2 separate regions of the Homo sapiens genome follow, and region 2 is linked to region 1. Evidence: chromatin loops called from intact Hi-C (ENCODE). Cell type or tissue: ascending aorta. All regions are shown on one strand.

Region 1 (8,000 bases):
GTCTCTACAAAAAGTACAAAAATTAGCTGTACTAATTTTGTACCTATGTGGTGGCATAGGCCTATAATCCCAGCTACTCAAAAGGCTGAGGCAGAAGAATCACTTGAACCTGGGAGGCGGGGGTTGCAGTGAGCCAAGATCGTACCACTGCACTCCAGACAGGGTGACAGAGTAAGACCCTGTCTCAAAAAAGAAATTCAAAGTAACTTTAGACTTACAGATTGAGGGGAGGGGGTGGAATTTTTAGTCCAGATTAATGTGTGTTTTAATGGATGCACTCTGAGAATCCAAAGATGGCTCCCTCAATGTGCACTCATAACAGAACAAGAAATCACATCAGTTTTTACATCAAAGGGCACCTTCTATGACAAAAACCATTGTTAATGAGGCAGATGCCTCTGGAGGAAACACTGTAAAAAGCCTTCCAGCAGAATGGACCGCTTCCCAGTCCCTCAACTGCTTCTGATGTTTCTTCTCATCTACAAAAGTAAAATACAGTGTACAGTAACCTTTTAATCAAAACACAGCATCATGGATGGAGACAAAGCCTGTTGCTGATGGTTGTTGCTGTTCAGCAGCTGACACGGGTATTCTAGTGATGCTACTGTGCTGCTTAGTTACCCTGAGCACATGATTTTTTCACTGTGTTAATGGTATGTCATACTTTTCCTGTTAAGTATTAATGTGTGGATAAGTGTAAGCAAATGATTGTTTATCAGTAGCATATAAATTCGTAGTCAGGAATCATGGTGAAGCCAAACAACCACAGACTGCCCACACAGGTGGCTGAGATTGACACCTTTGCTTTTTAATGTCTGATAGGCAACTTTGTGTGCTGCGTGAAATTATTTAAAATATTATATAATTTTTAAATGGTTCCATGATATAAAGACCAAAGCTAGGGGAGGAGTCTGTTGTCTGGTGTCATGTGTTTTGTTCACACAGGGCCAGGAAGGAATACTGGGAGAATCTTCGGATAGCCTCAGGCCGGCCATACAACCCTTCAATGTCAAAGCCAGATGGCTGGGGAGTGACCAAAGGAACAGCCGAGCTGATGCAGCAGAAAGAAGCCACAACTGAGCAGCAGCTGAAAGAGCTCTTTGAAAAACAAAAATTCAAATCACAGTAGCCTCGATAGAAGCTATTTTTGATGAATTTCTAGGTGTTTGGGTCACAGTTCCTACAAATACGGAAAAGGGGGTTAAAAAGCAGTGCTTTCATGAATGCCATCCTACACATATTATTGCTATTACCTGAACAAAATAGAATTACAAATAGCACTTGATAATTTTAAAGTATGTTTTAGAAATTTTCTTAGGAGCAAAATAAGTACAAAGTAAATCTTGAACAGGTTCACTAAGCACCCACCCTGTGAAAAGTATTATGGAAATCACTGCTGCACAGGAAAAGTAATTCAGATGTTAATGCCACTTGAAGAAGTTGGTAGGCTAGCAAAGAGGATGAGACATGAACTGTCATAAAGGACTCAGCAACCAGCCAGGGACAGATAAAGCGCTATGGAAAGGGGCTTCCAAGTTCTTTTGAACATGACCCTTAGTAACAAACACAATTTATATAATGACCCAGCAAAACACATCACATCTTACTGTCGAAATTAAATGTGTGATCCATCCTAGTATTTTCTGTTCCATTCCTTTTCATTCTATTTCATTTATAAAACATGCTAGTTGAGACTTTTCAAATGGATTTTTATGACCCACTACTGGGTTTGGATCCACAGTTTGAAAAATATTGCTACAAGACACTTAAGGAGACCATCCTGTTTAAGTTTATTCTTATAAGTAGGTCAGTCATATGAGACCTGATCAATAAATATCCAATACCCAGAGTCCTGCTCTCAGAGTTCTTCTGTTTCGTGACCCACTTTTCTACCAGTAAAAGACATAGACCAATGGGGAGGAGGGGAGGAGAGATGGATATTTCAGCCCTCTCCATCCTAGTCAACACTGGATCCACCTAGTGCCTCTGGGCCATAAGGCTGAGCAGAGTGAGCTTGTATTAGTTGGTAGCTTTTAAAAAATATAATAAGAAAAAAGTAGAGATTCTCCAAACTCTAGCCTGGTTTCCTAGATTGAGAACTATGATATTTTTCTCTGATAATTTAATATCTACTCTCCTACAAAAGCTCAAGCCTGAAGATACAAGACTATTAGAAGAAACATGACTACCCTCAGTGTATTAGAAAAGAGGTCATGCAGCTTTCTAAACATTATTGAATTGTTTGAGCTGTTTTGAAATTGTAATTCTTTTCAGCTATTAAAAAGAAGAGCAATGAGACTATATTGCTTGTATTTTATTCTTATCCTGGTTCTACAATTTGCTAAGTCTTACATGAAACCTCTATACCTCAATTTCTTCACCTATTTAAAAGAAAAACCTACTTCACAAGTATGCTGGAATTTTAAAGGAGCAGGTGGCAGTATTTAAAAGGAAAAGAGGCCCTACTGGCTCTTTCTGGAGAGCCAGTCAGGGAATTCTAGAAAACAAAAATAGGCCAGGTGTGGTGGCTTACGCCTGTAATCCCAGCACTTTGGGAGGTGGACGGATTACTTGAGGATAGGAGTTCAAGACCAGTTTGGCCAACATGGTGAAACCCTGTCTCTACTAAAAATACAAAAATTAGCCAGGTGTGGTGGCACACACCTGTAGTCCCAGCTATTCGGGAGGCTGAGGCATGAGAATCACTTGAACCTGGGAGGCAGAGGCTGCAGTGAGCTGAGATTGCACCACTGCACTCCAGCCTGGGAGACAGAGTGAGACTCTGTCAAATAAATAAATAAATGGAAAGGCAAAGAAATTGCTAGAATTTTGTTACTAAGAGTTAATAATCCACCCCTAATCCCTCAATGCACAGAAACAGAGCCAAAGCAGCACAACTTTCAGAGGCTGCATATGGCTAGTGGAAACAAGAGTGAACTCCACTTGTTTTTTGTTTTTTGTTTTTTTTTTTGGCAAAGTTGTTATCTATCATTTCTCTTATATTCTCAAACCAAGCTCAGTATTTAAAGCTTTCACTCACAGATGACATTTTATTGGACTTGCTGTTCTATTACTGTGTAAAATGCATGTTCCTTTAATATTCTTTTCAGAGTTTTGTTGCCACCAAAATATTATAACCTTTAATCATTTTTATATCCATCGTTTTTTAAAATATTTTTCTGAAAAGGAGCTATGGTAAAGACATTCTTGAATTAAATTATATGTCAACACTGCCTCCTAGTGGTATAGTTCATATTTTGAAATTGTTTTTAAAATTTCAGTCCCTCCTCCAAACATGTGCATTTTATTTCCAGAAATCTTGTTCATTAAGAGAGAAAGCTCATTTAATACCTAAGAGTTGATTTATGTTAAATAGACATTTCTCACTGGTAAATATTTTTTATGGACTCCGAACCAGAGGGACCTTAGAGATCAAAAGTCCAAACTATCCTTTTAAGGATAAGATTACCAAGGCAGGATGCAAAGTCAGGAAGCACTTCTCACTATTCCAAGGCTGTCAAGAAAGACGGCTTTAGCTTAGCCTTTTGTAGGAAGGGTTGGGGAAGCTGGGGGGCAGTACCAGAACAGATGGTCCACAAAACTAAGGAGTCATCCTCCAGCCAGGAATAAAATAAAGGTCTTTGGCGTTACTCAGAGTAAACATGAACTCACTAAATAAACTGTTTGCAGTTTGTACTCTGACACTTCTACACACTGTAGCAAACCACCTTTGGATAAGACAGCCAAGCCAACGCAGACCCCTAAAGGAAACAAGAACTGCGCAGGAATGAATCAAGAACATCCGTTCCCAACTTCTCCAGATGGGGGCAGCAGGTCGCCAGCAGGAAATGCATGAGTAACCTTATTTTGTTTGAACTTAAGTTATTTCATCAGGCTAAGCTCTAACAGTTTTGGTCAGTTTTTTCTTAAGACATGTGGATCTTTGAATCACATCCAGGACAACGCACCCATCAAGAAAAGCCTTTAACAAGTTTGAGTCAGGAATTAAAAAAGAGGAAGGAAGGGAGAAAGGGAGGGAAAAAGGGAGGGAGAACGGGAGGGAAGGAAAGAAAGGAGAGAGGGAGGGAGGGAGGAGAGAGGCAGGGAGGGAGGAAGGAGGGCGGGGAGGGACTGCAGGAGAGCAGGCAGGCAGGCAGGCTTTATGCATCTCCAACTAGATCCCCATTTTCCCCAGAAACGTTTTTTTTTTTCCAGCCTTCAGCACACTGAAGGGCTTGAGGGCTTTATAGACTGTTCTCCCAAATAGCCTCCTTGATAGTCAATAACATCCACTCAGTCAGTCTGGAACCTCCCACGTGTTACCTGCCAGGTCAAGGACCCTGGCTCTTAGATAACAAAGGAGGAAGAAGTCAATTTCAAGAGAGAAAAATAGGACTTATGAACGGCTTCAGAAATAGTATGCCTGGTGGGATGTTAAACGACAGAATTAGAGATAGCAAGGTATAATATTTCTAAACATCTTCAGGAAGGAATATTTAGTGTTTGAACAGAAAATGATGAAAGGCAGGCAAATGCAAAGAATTCTCAAAAATGGTAACAGGAAGGGTAGGATCCTTTGGTAAAATTGGTGGGAGTGTGGTGAGAGAAAGGAATGGCCAGAAAATGCTTCCGGTTTTCAAGCAGCTGGAGGCATTCTGTTGGCATTGGATAGATGAAAAATTAAGATGATGGAAAATGAGAGAGACAGATGTCATCATTTATGCTGCTGTGAGTTACAGGAATAATACCAAACAAGTCATGTACAGCAAAACAGTAAAAACAGGTTAATTTATATGCCATGAAATCAAACGCATGATCATTTTAACTTGTGGTTAGATGGTTAGATGTTTACATTTAAATTTATTAAAGCTTCCAGGCTGGGCACGGTGGCTCACGCCTATAATCCCAGCAGTTTGGGAGGCCAAGGCAGGCAGATCACTTGAGGTCAGGAGTTCAAGACTAGCCTGCCAACATGGTGAAACCCCATCTCTACTAAAAACGCAAAACTTAGCTGGGCGTAGTGGCAGGCGCCTGTAATCCCAGCTACTTGGGAGGCTGAGGCAGGAGAATCACTTGAACTTGGGAGGCGGAGGTTGCAGTGAGCCGAGATCGCACCACTGCACTCTAGCTTGGGCAACAAGAGTGAAACTCCATCTCAAAAAAATAAATAAATAAAAATAAAAATAAATAAATTTATGAAAGTTTCCTATGTAAATACTTACATGAAATGTATTAAGGGAAACATTTCACTTATTTTTAATAAAAAGATATTTCTCTAAATGCCTGAACTATCTTTAGCAGTCATCACTTGCATGCAAACTGTTAATGTACCCTTCAGAAATTATTCCAGTTTGTTCTTTTGGGCAGGTTCAGTAAGACCTCTGCTTGGCCCCATTCTGTGGTTATTTGTTCCAATTTACTACATGATCTTGAAAGGAAAAAGCTGAATATCTTTTTAAATAGTTCAGACTTTTTCTCAAGTCAGCCTGGTCATTCTTCCAATTATTCTGACTTAATGAGATTTTACTGTTCTTTGCAAAAGTTAACGTCCTAAACACCTGAGGTAGCTTAGTGGAATTCACCTATGGCTCAAAAACACTAGTGGCACATAGCAGAAAAAGCAAGGAAGACATTTAGAATCAAGACTTTGGGGTGCAAGTCCTAGCTTTGCCCCAACTCCCTGCAGAACATTGGGTAAATCACCCCACTTCTCTGTCCTTCAATTTTCTCAACTGTAGGATAACAAGTTTCTAATGCCTTGCTGGAAAACTCCACAGTTGTTTGCGATTTGATGATATAAATAAATAATAGCCTCATCATTGTCAATAAATATTTACTGAATGCCACTTGGTGGTATGTTTCCAGCGGACTGAAATTGTTAATTAATTATTCCCCTGGCTAAACAGACAGCCGACTAAAACAAGTAACACTGTTCAGAGGGCAGGGAAAATGTTACTACCCTAGACTCAGCCTGGTGCTGAAAAATGAAAATGTCATTCCTCCCCACAGGTACTGTTTTCTAAGGAGACTTGGGTCTGTGGTTTTTCATATTATGAACTGTTTCTATTTTCAAGGTTCAGAATTCTTTGTAGATTTGCATAAGCTAAATATTCTAAAAATCATCAAGTGAGTAATTTTTGGTTTAGAGTCCTTCATCTACCTAGGAAGGGAGAGAGCTGGCTTCTCACATTTTGAGAATAGGAGAGTGGAATTTGGGAGCTAGACACCTCAGGATTTTTTTCCTTCCATCAGGCCATTCTCAGCAGCTTGATGACTCCCAGATTTCTCTCTCCAGCCTGGACTACTCCCCAGCATTCAGGCACATGATATCAGCCTGGCCTGTAGACCCAAGCCAGCGGTCCGTGGCCCGGACCCTGTACCTCAGGCCCCAAGCCACTTCCCATGGCCATTCAGGCAGATGCCCCAGGTCTGGAGCAGGTCCCACATGGATCCTGGTTGTCAGAGGCACCTTCCTCAAAATTGTTTACATCCTCCTCCAGTGGCTGAGAGCAGCCAGGGCCAGCTGTGCCATCTAGGAAGGGAACCCCAAGCCTGGACCAGTCAGCATGGGACCCAGTCCTCATTTGTCTCCTTCTGAGTGTTCAGTGACCCTGTACATCCCCGTACCATGTCCCTCACACCCACCCCACTCCTGGAGTGACCAAGTGCCCTAAGAAGCCTAAGGCTTTATGTTGGTCCTGGTTCCAGGAGGGAGCCCTGGTGATAGGATGGCTTCTGCTGGCAGGAACTGTATTTTATCCCAAGATCTGGTGAGATTGGGCTACCCAGTATGGTGCTGACACTCTGATTTTGGCTGACTCACATCAGACACAGGACAAGTTCAGGACCTTTGCCCCTTGCCTTGAGCAGTGAACGTAGGCCTTCATTGGCTCTCACCTGTGAGGGTTCTGACTGCAGCAATACCTATGGTCTGCAGCACTCAAGCGTAAACAAGAATCTAACATAAAATGAATTATTGACACTTCATGTATATATATATATATATATATGAATATATATTCATATATATGAATATATATGAATATACATATGAATATATATATGAATATACATATATGAATATATATATTATATACGAATATATATATGAATATATACGAATATATATACGAATATATAAACGAATATATACGAATATATATACACGAATACATATACGAATATATATATACGAATACATATACGAATATATATATACGAATACATATACGAATACATATACGAATATATATATACGAATACATATACGAATATATATATGAATATATACGAATATATATATGAATATATACGAATATATATATGAATATATACGAATATATACGAATATATACGAATATATGTGAATATATACGAATATATGTGAATATATATGAATATATGTGAATATATATGAATATATGTGAATATATGTGAATATATATGAATATATATGAATATATGAATATAAATGAATATATATGAATATATATGAATATATATATGAATATATATAAGAATATATATACGAATATATATGAATATATGAATATATATGAATATACATATATGAATATACATATGAATATACATATATACGAATATACATATGAATATACATACGAATATACATGAATATACATACGAATATACATGAATATACATACGAATATATATGAATATACATACGAATATATATACGAATATACATATACGAATATATATACGAATATATATACGAATATATGTGAATATATATACGAATATATGTGAATATATATACGAATATATATATGAATATATGTGTATATATATGTGAATATATATGAGAATATATATGTGAATATATATGTGAATATATATGTGAATCTATATGTGAATCTATATGTGAATATATATGTGAATCTATATGTGAATATATATGTGAATCTATATGTGAATATATATATGAATATATATGTGAATATATATGAATATATATGTGAATATATATGAATATA
Region 2 (8,000 bases), 670 kb before region 1:
ACAGAAAATGTATTACAGCTTGCCTGTGGCTTATGGGTGGGGTGGGGAGTGAGGGTAATGAAAGTATTCTAAAATTAGGTTGTGTAGATATTATAGTCACAACTCTATGAATATACTAAAAATCATTGAATTGTACACTTTAAAGGGTAAAATGCATAGTATACAGATTTTATCTTAATGAAGCTTTTTTTTTTGAAGAAACACTTATTGAATACCTACTAATGAGATGGCACTAAGCACTTTATGTAATTCCATTGAACATTTTTGTCAGTGCTGTGATTGCTTCTGTCAGTGCTTCCATTACTTCTTTTTTGAGACAGAATCTGTCTGTCGCCAGGCTGGAGTGCAGTGGCGCGATCTTGGCTCACTGCAGCCTCCGCCTCCCGGGTTCAAGCGATTCTCCTGACTCAGCCTCCCAAGTAGCTGGGACTACAGGCATGCGCCACCACACTCAGCTATTTTTTTTTTTCTTTTTTTGAGATAGAGTCTTGCTCTGTCACCAGGCTGGAGTGTGATGGCGTGATCTCTGCTCACTGCAGCCTCCAACTCCCTGGTTCAAGCAGTTCTCCTGCCTCAGCCTCCTGAGTAGCTGGGATTACAGGCATGTGCCACCATGCCTGGCTAATTTTTGTATTTTTAGTAGAGACAGGGTTTCACCATGTTGGCCAGGATGCTCTTGATCTCCTGACCTCGTGTTCTGCCTACTGGGATTACAGGCATGAGCCACCACGCACAGCCACTTCCATTACTTTTTAATTCACTTTCTTAGATACCTTTTTAGTATCTTTTCCATTTCCAACCTCAGCTAATCCAGAAATTCTTTTTACAGGTTACTTATATTCCCTCATCCTTCTCGCAGTCCATTTAATATATAATTCCTATATTAACCTTAAAAAAACCCCAACAAATTGGCACTCTGCAGATTTTTGACGTGGATCTGGGATTGGGAACGGCATTTTGGTGGCAGTGCGAAGAAGGGCTACATTCAGAAACACCAGCATTGCTAAGGTTGTAAAAACACACTACATGCCATAAAGCCATCAAATGGGCCTTAATAACCTAATGATGAAATCACTTTTATTTTGCTCAGCCATACTCTGGGCCCTATGCAGAACACTTCACCAGTATTATGCCATTTTGTCCTCTCGGAGAATCACAGATTGGGATTATAGTGGTGGTGGGAAGAAGGGCTAATGGTGACGTCTCACAGCTCCATGATTCACACTTTCTATTCTTGTCAGACTGTACTGCTCGGTTTCTTCAAATACATCATGTACATTCCTTTGTTCCAGATTTTGTTTATATGATGTTTTTTAATCCGTGCATTAATTCGTCTTCTCTGCTATTTGAAGACCTACTAGTATTCTTTCAAGACCCAGCTCCGATCTTGCTGTGTCTCCCAGAATGTTTTTTGTTGCCTTGTATCTTAGGGACCATGTCATTCTCTGTTTTCTTGGGGAAACTTAACTGTCTATATTGCTTACTGTGGCACCTGGGCATAAGCCAGTTTTTATGCCTTATGGTGCATGTATTCTGGGTACGCAGCTGTTAAGCACCCCCCGCGTGAACAAGTCTTTTAGCATTGGAATTAGATGAGAAGAGCAAGAGTTTTGCTTTGGAACCATACAACTCAGGTTGAAATTTTGACAGCTTCACTTACAGCTCTGTGACCTGAGACAGACTTCTGTAACCACTCAGGTTTGGTGTCCTCAACTGTACTCCAAGCTGCGTGAGAGTGGAGACCTGTTCTGTATGCTTTCAGGTTGTAATTCTCACATCTGGAACAGTGACATGCAGTGATTGGCATGTGATAGGCACTCAGATATTTGTTGAATAAAAGAAGGAATGGGAAGAGTAACCACTTTCATAGGGTTGGTGTGAGGATTAAATGAAACAGTGAATGTAAACTGCATAGAATAGGGCCTTCTCAGTTAATAGTTTTCCTTTCTGATCTTGACCTTTTTATCATTTTATATTCAGGGTCTGGTTTAGTGTCTACTTTTGTTTAGTAGATGCCTTTATCAGTCAGCATGCTATCAGAAACAGAAAGAATGAAAAGGTTAATTGCGGGGAATTGGCTGGTGAGGTCAGTCTGATATCAAGAGGGCAGGCCGGAACTCTCAGGCAGAAGTTGAAACTCTGGTCCACAAGTGGGATTTCTTCTTCCTCAGAGGAACTCCAGTTGTGTTCTTAAGGCCTTTCAACAGATTGGATGGGGCATACCCAGATAATCTAGAACACTCTTCTTAAAGTCAACTGAAGGCAGATGCCGATTACATCTACAAGATACCTTCACAGCGGCACCTAGGTTAGTGTTTGATTGAATAATTGGAGACTGCGGCCTAGCCAAATTAACATGTAACACTGACCATCACAGCACCATTCTTTGGAGAATTCCTTTATTATTTCACATGTATTATTGAGGGTGTTTTATAGAAGTAGAAATGTAATACATTTTGAGTATAGTAGAGGGTTTTGTGGTGTGTGGCAGTTTTCACTCATTTGTTAAACAGCTGTTATTGAGCATATATTACGTGCCAGGCACTGGGCTGTGCATGAGCTCAGAGAGATCACCTGTTGGTGAGGAAGAGAAATAAATTGGTGGGCCCCCCAATTCAGTTATTTAATGGCCATGATAGAGGTAAGTATAGGGAGCAGAGGGACACCTATCAGGTTTTGGAGGTCTTTTTAAGTATTGCCTCAGCTGAGATATAATGATGGCTGCTCATCATTATAGTTATCTAAGCAAAAGAATAAGGGACAGGGAAGAGGATAAGAGGGATAAGGAGGTACCAGAGAGTGGGGATACCACGTTCACATCTAGTTGTAGGAAATAACATGGCAAATTCAGGGAATTAAATGTAGCTCAGAATGGATGGGAGATAAAACATGGTGTGTGAGCTGGGGCTAGGAGAATTGTAGGTTGTTGGTATTGGAAGATGAAATTGAACACGTAAGTATAGTTTTATCCTACAGGGTCTTGTTAAGAAGTTTAAATCTTCTCCAAAAAGTGGTAGTGAGCCATAGAAGAGTTTTAAGGAGGAGAGTAATTGAATTGATTAGATTTGAATTTTAGAAGCATTTATTCTGAAATACATTTGGGATTTGCGGGGCCGAGCAGTCGTACTTGGAAACACTTAGGAGACGGGCTAGGAAGCTGATTAGTAATGATGGTGGCCTGAACTGAGGAAATGTGAAGAAAATGTAGTCAAGAGAAAACGAGCAGGTAAGGATTAATCCAACTGGGCCTGGAAGTAGGGGACAAGATAAGACTCAAGGATGACACCCAGGTTTTTAGATGATGGACCATTCAAGAAGAGAGTACAAGAAAAATGGTTTGGGGATCAAGATGTTTTCCACGTTGACCTTGAATTTGGGGAGTTTAAATTAACTGGTGGGGCATTAAAATATAAATATTGAGTAGGCTTTTGTATATATGAGTTAGGAGCAAGGGAAGAACTTTAGGCTGGATTTCTAGACTGGAAAGTATTGACTTGTTGAAGTAAATGAAGCCTAGAAAGTGTATGGAGTCAGAAGAGGGCTTTGGGGAGAATACTCACAACAATTAAGACTCTGCTGTGGGTGAAGTATAAAGGGAACTTTAACCATCACTGGCAGTGGTTGAGGAATGTGTGGCACAGATGATCAATAGAGCCAGGGTGTGGAGGAAGTGTTTATTCTGTAGCTGTTCTATAATGAACTACTCTGTGCACACTCTGAATACTTTGACCAGCAGTTTTTTTCCTTTCCATTTTCCAGGTATACAGTTTTTCAGGATCCACCACACAAAGGAAAAGTTATAGAATGGTGCTCATATGCCAGGCATTGAAAAGAAATATGACTTTCTCGAATAAAAGTATTGATATGGATATCATGCAGCATACTCTAATATTTTGTTGTTGTTGTTGTTTTTACCTCATAGTTAAAGAAGTTACCAGAACTTCTGTTTATATGTGTTCACAAGTTCCTAAACTTCTCTGGGTCTCAGATTCTTTATCTGTGAAATAAGGAGTTTAGATGAGATGATTTTCTGTATGATTTTATGAAGTACGATAGGGATACTATAAGCTAAAATATAATTTGCACCAGCTTTCATATTTTAATAGCAGGCATTTCTCTTGCTGTAATAGAAATTAAGATCCAATTTTAAAAACCTAATTTTTCCTTTTTAATTTTCTGTTTCACACTTGGTCAAAACTGGCAGTTTAATGACAAAAAATCCTTTGCAGGTATGTAGCAGTATTTATAACCACTAGGGGTCATGCTTTTCAAGAACAGTTAATGCCCTCTAACCGTAATCTGTGCACGGTTTTGACTCTAGAATTGTTGGGTTTTATTAAGCTGTTCTTCTCTTAAGGTAAATGTGCTCTGTCCTATATATTTATCCTAATTGAAGTGAATAGGATTTTGGTAATTTCGTTGGCTTTCTGTTGTCTTGCATAACTGAAGTGGGTCATCATTGGTGCTGCAGGGCCCAGTATGAGATTGTGCTGTTTGTTTCCCCCACAGTGTTGTTTTATACTCCACATTTCAAATATTGAAAGAATATATGTCTCCTATACATCTGCATGGAGAAGGGTCTAGTTTAGTCCTTATCTTTCACAAATAGATTTCTTGTTTTCTTTCAGATTATTTCCAAATGGTGTTTTTACAAAAGCTCCTCTTTCTATTAGAACTATCAGAAAGAATTGAGTAATGGTTTTGGGCCAAGCAGGGAGTTGTTATAAATGTGTCAAATAACAGTAAATGAATGCATCACAGGAGACTATGGATCAGGGAATCCAAAACTTTTCCCTTCTGTTAATTGGTATGGCTAGAATAACTTAATATGGAAGTAATTAATAGATGATATATCATTTGTATTCCTTTTGGGACCTGATTTTGAATGATTATCACTTCCATGAAATTTGTTCATAGACTGTCATGTTCACATTAAGTAGTTTTTAATAGTGAATTTTTTGCATTTTGAAAGAATTTTAGAAAAAAGTTATTTTACCTCTTTAAAAAACAAGTTTTCTGAAGTGTTTCAAATCTTGTTTATTTACTACAGTATATATTCTGCAGATACTCATTTTTGTGGGAGCGCTGAATTGGGTCTATGATAGAGAACACTGTGATTAAGTCTCATTAGTTGGTGTTTTATGGTAAATGCTTTGTGAAGATATCCTATTATATATAAAGTGATAGTTTTCTTAGGTGAAAAGTGACTCTTACAGTTATCCCTCTATATGCAGGGGATTGGTTTCAGAACCCACACATCCATATACCAAATCTATGCATACTCAAGTCTTGGAGTCAGCCCTGCAGAACCCATGTATACAAAAAGCCTTCTGTGTACTTGGGTTTTACATCCCATGAATACTGTATTTTCTATGTGAGTTTGGTTGGAAAAAAATCACATATTATAAGTGGACCTGCCCAGTTCAAGGATTATCATCTATACTTTCTTGAAAATATTGTTATCATTCACCTCTCCCCCTTGTCTCTTCCACTTTGTAACTTTATTTATGACCTAGGATAGAAAGCTGATAATTCCACTGTACTATTTTTCTATAGTCACAAATAGGCATGCTACTTCTCTCTCAGAACCATTCAGCACTGTCGTCTTTGCTGACTAGGAATCAATTCTGGATGGTTCACATTGTCTATTAAAATAGTCATCCAGTTACTTGTCACCTTCTTCTAAGGGACACAGATAGAGTAATACTTTTGAATTCCTAGAAAAAAATGGCACTCTTGAGCAGATTGTTTATATTCTGTCCTCGGCTGATACTCTTAGTATATTCACCAAAAAAAAAAAAACTTTACCCCCAATTTTAATTTTGTTACCTTTTTCAATAAGTACTAAGCTAGCTACTTAATAGATCCCAAATCTAGGTTACTATAACTAAATTATTATTATCTTAGGCATCTTCAAATTTGGTAGATTTCGTAGATTGGTGAGTATTTATAATGCTGTTCATGTGGCACTTTCATCTAAGTCATCTTTATATGCATATTTTTATCAGCTTTATTGAAATATAATTCACATACAATTCACCCATTTAAAATATACGGTTTAGACTGTGCATGGTGGTTCACACCTGTAATTCTAGCACTTTGGGAGGGTTTGGGGGGCCGAGGCAAGAAGATGACTTGAGGCGAGGAGTTTGAGATCAGCCTGGGCAACATAATGAGACTACCCTCCAACCCCTTACAAGACATTAAAAAAAAAAAAAAAAAAAAAACAAAAAAAAAAAAAAAAAAACAACAACACAGCCCAGGCATGGTGGTGTGAGTTTATTGTCCTAGCTGTTGGAGAGACTGAGGTGGGAGGATCACTTGAACCCAGGAGTTTGAGGCTGCAGTGAGCTATGATTGCATACCACTACACTCCAGCCTGGGCTACTGAGTGAGACCTTGTCTCTAAAAAATACAAAATAATTTAAAAAAACCTAAAGTATACAATTTAATGGCTTTTGGTGTATTGTATTTGTTTTAATTGTGGCAAAATATGTATAACATAAACTTTGACATTTTAATTACATTTAGGTATACAATTCAGTGGCATCAATTACATTCACAGTGTTGTACAACCATTACTAATGTCTATTTCCAGAACTTTGCATCACCCCAAACAGAAACTCTAATCATTAAGCAATAATTTTATTCCTCCCTATTCTCAGCCTCTGGCAGCCTCTAATTTGCTATGAATTGCCTATTTTAGATATTTCATATAAATGGAGTTATACAATATTTTCCTTTTGTACTTGGCTTCTTTCATTACCATAATGTTTTCAAGGTTCATCCGTGTTGCAGCATGTATCAGAAATGCATTCATTTTTAAGACTGAATAATATTCCATTGTATCTGTATACTACATTGTTTATCTGTTGATGGGCATTTGAGATTTTCCCACCTTTTGGCTATTGTGAATAGTGCTGCCGTGAACATTGGTGTACAGTTATCTGTTTGAGTCTTTGCTTTTACCTCTCTTGTGTACATATATACCCAATGTGGAATTCCTATGTAGTCTTATAGTAATTCTATGTTTAGGTTTTTGAGGCACCTCCAAACTCTTTTCTGGAAGGACTGTATCATTTTACATTCCCACCAGCACTTTCTCTACATCCTTGCCAACACTTGTGATTTTCCGTTTTTCTCATTCCAGCCATCCTAGCAGGTGTGAAGTAGTTGTATACTTTAAAAACATTTAACCTCTGAGGTGACTGCAAACTAAGCATTTTACTTTGTAACACAGGTATAGTCTCCTTAAGCCATATTGCACTTATTTGGTACCTTCTAAAAATTATTATTAATGAGGACAATTTTGGAACATTTAATCCTCAGCAGGTAGTAATAATAATTATTCAGTGGCTTCTACTGCAGATTACTAAGCTGTGTCTTTTAGGGGGTGTAACAATGAGTAGAATTAGTTCTTGCCCTTAGGCAAGTAAAAGCATGTAGGATATAATACAAAATGGACAGAAACCCTGTAAAAGAAAAAGTACATACATGCTCCCCAAAATGTACAAAGGATTGGCGGTACTCTCAATAGGGAAAGCCATAGCTAGTTCAGGCACAAAATGGCAGACAGAGCATTATTTGAGATAGTGCTTAAAGGGTGCGTGAGATTTCGACATGGTGAAACTAGACTGGCAATTCAAGGGGTTACAAAAGGGATATCTGACCCATCTGTGGGCAGGAGGGTTCATAGAGGGTTTCCAGAAATTTCAAACTGAAAATATTAGGCTTAGACGTCCATACTTTTTTAAAAACTCAAAACAAGAATTTAAAAAATATATTTAAAAAACTCATTTGTTTTTATTTTCCCAGCTTTTATAAAAGTTGAAATAATTTTGGCATGACAGGGATCTTAATAAAAGCACAGTTTCTTGAAATGGTATTCTATATGTTTTAATGAAGACATATGTTTGGGTTATTTAAATAAAGTGCCATTATTCTTTACTTCCCACACGATACAGTTTTTCTGTGTCATATACCACCACAGCATGTATTGT

The links. A loop is a pair of places that touch in the nucleus more often than their neighbours do. Peaks named below come from ENCODE experiments on the same cell type or tissue, not always from the same donor. Only the 100,000 strongest peaks of a DNase experiment are listed, where the experiment ranks them.
Region 2: a loop joins it to region 1, with 6 times the contacts of the local background. A loop is called at or near these places in 6 of 110 quality-filtered maps.

Annotation. Positions count from the first base shown.
Region 1 is chr5:79,129,988-79,137,987 of GRCh38, forward strand. BHMT (betaine--homocysteine S-methyltransferase) reads left to right here. Exons shown (of 8, transcript NM_001713.3): 8 at 946-2,301. The coding sequence ends at 1,129. Among named protein-coding and RNA genes, the nearest start is that of BHMT, 22 kb to the left of the region's middle. In ascending aorta, CTCF peaks have their summits at 3,267 (motif pointing left) and 3,819 (motif pointing right); a DNase peak (open chromatin) is centred at 3,824; H3K4me3 peaks cover 1,212 bases; H3K27ac peaks cover 1,263 bases.
Region 2 is chr5:78,463,686-78,471,685 of GRCh38, forward strand. The region is part of intron 8 of SCAMP1 (secretory carrier membrane protein 1); the gene reads left to right. Among named protein-coding and RNA genes, the nearest start is that of SCAMP1, 110 kb to the left of the region's middle. In ascending aorta, a CTCF peak has its summit at 4,262 (motif pointing right); no DNase peak of the experiment used is centred here.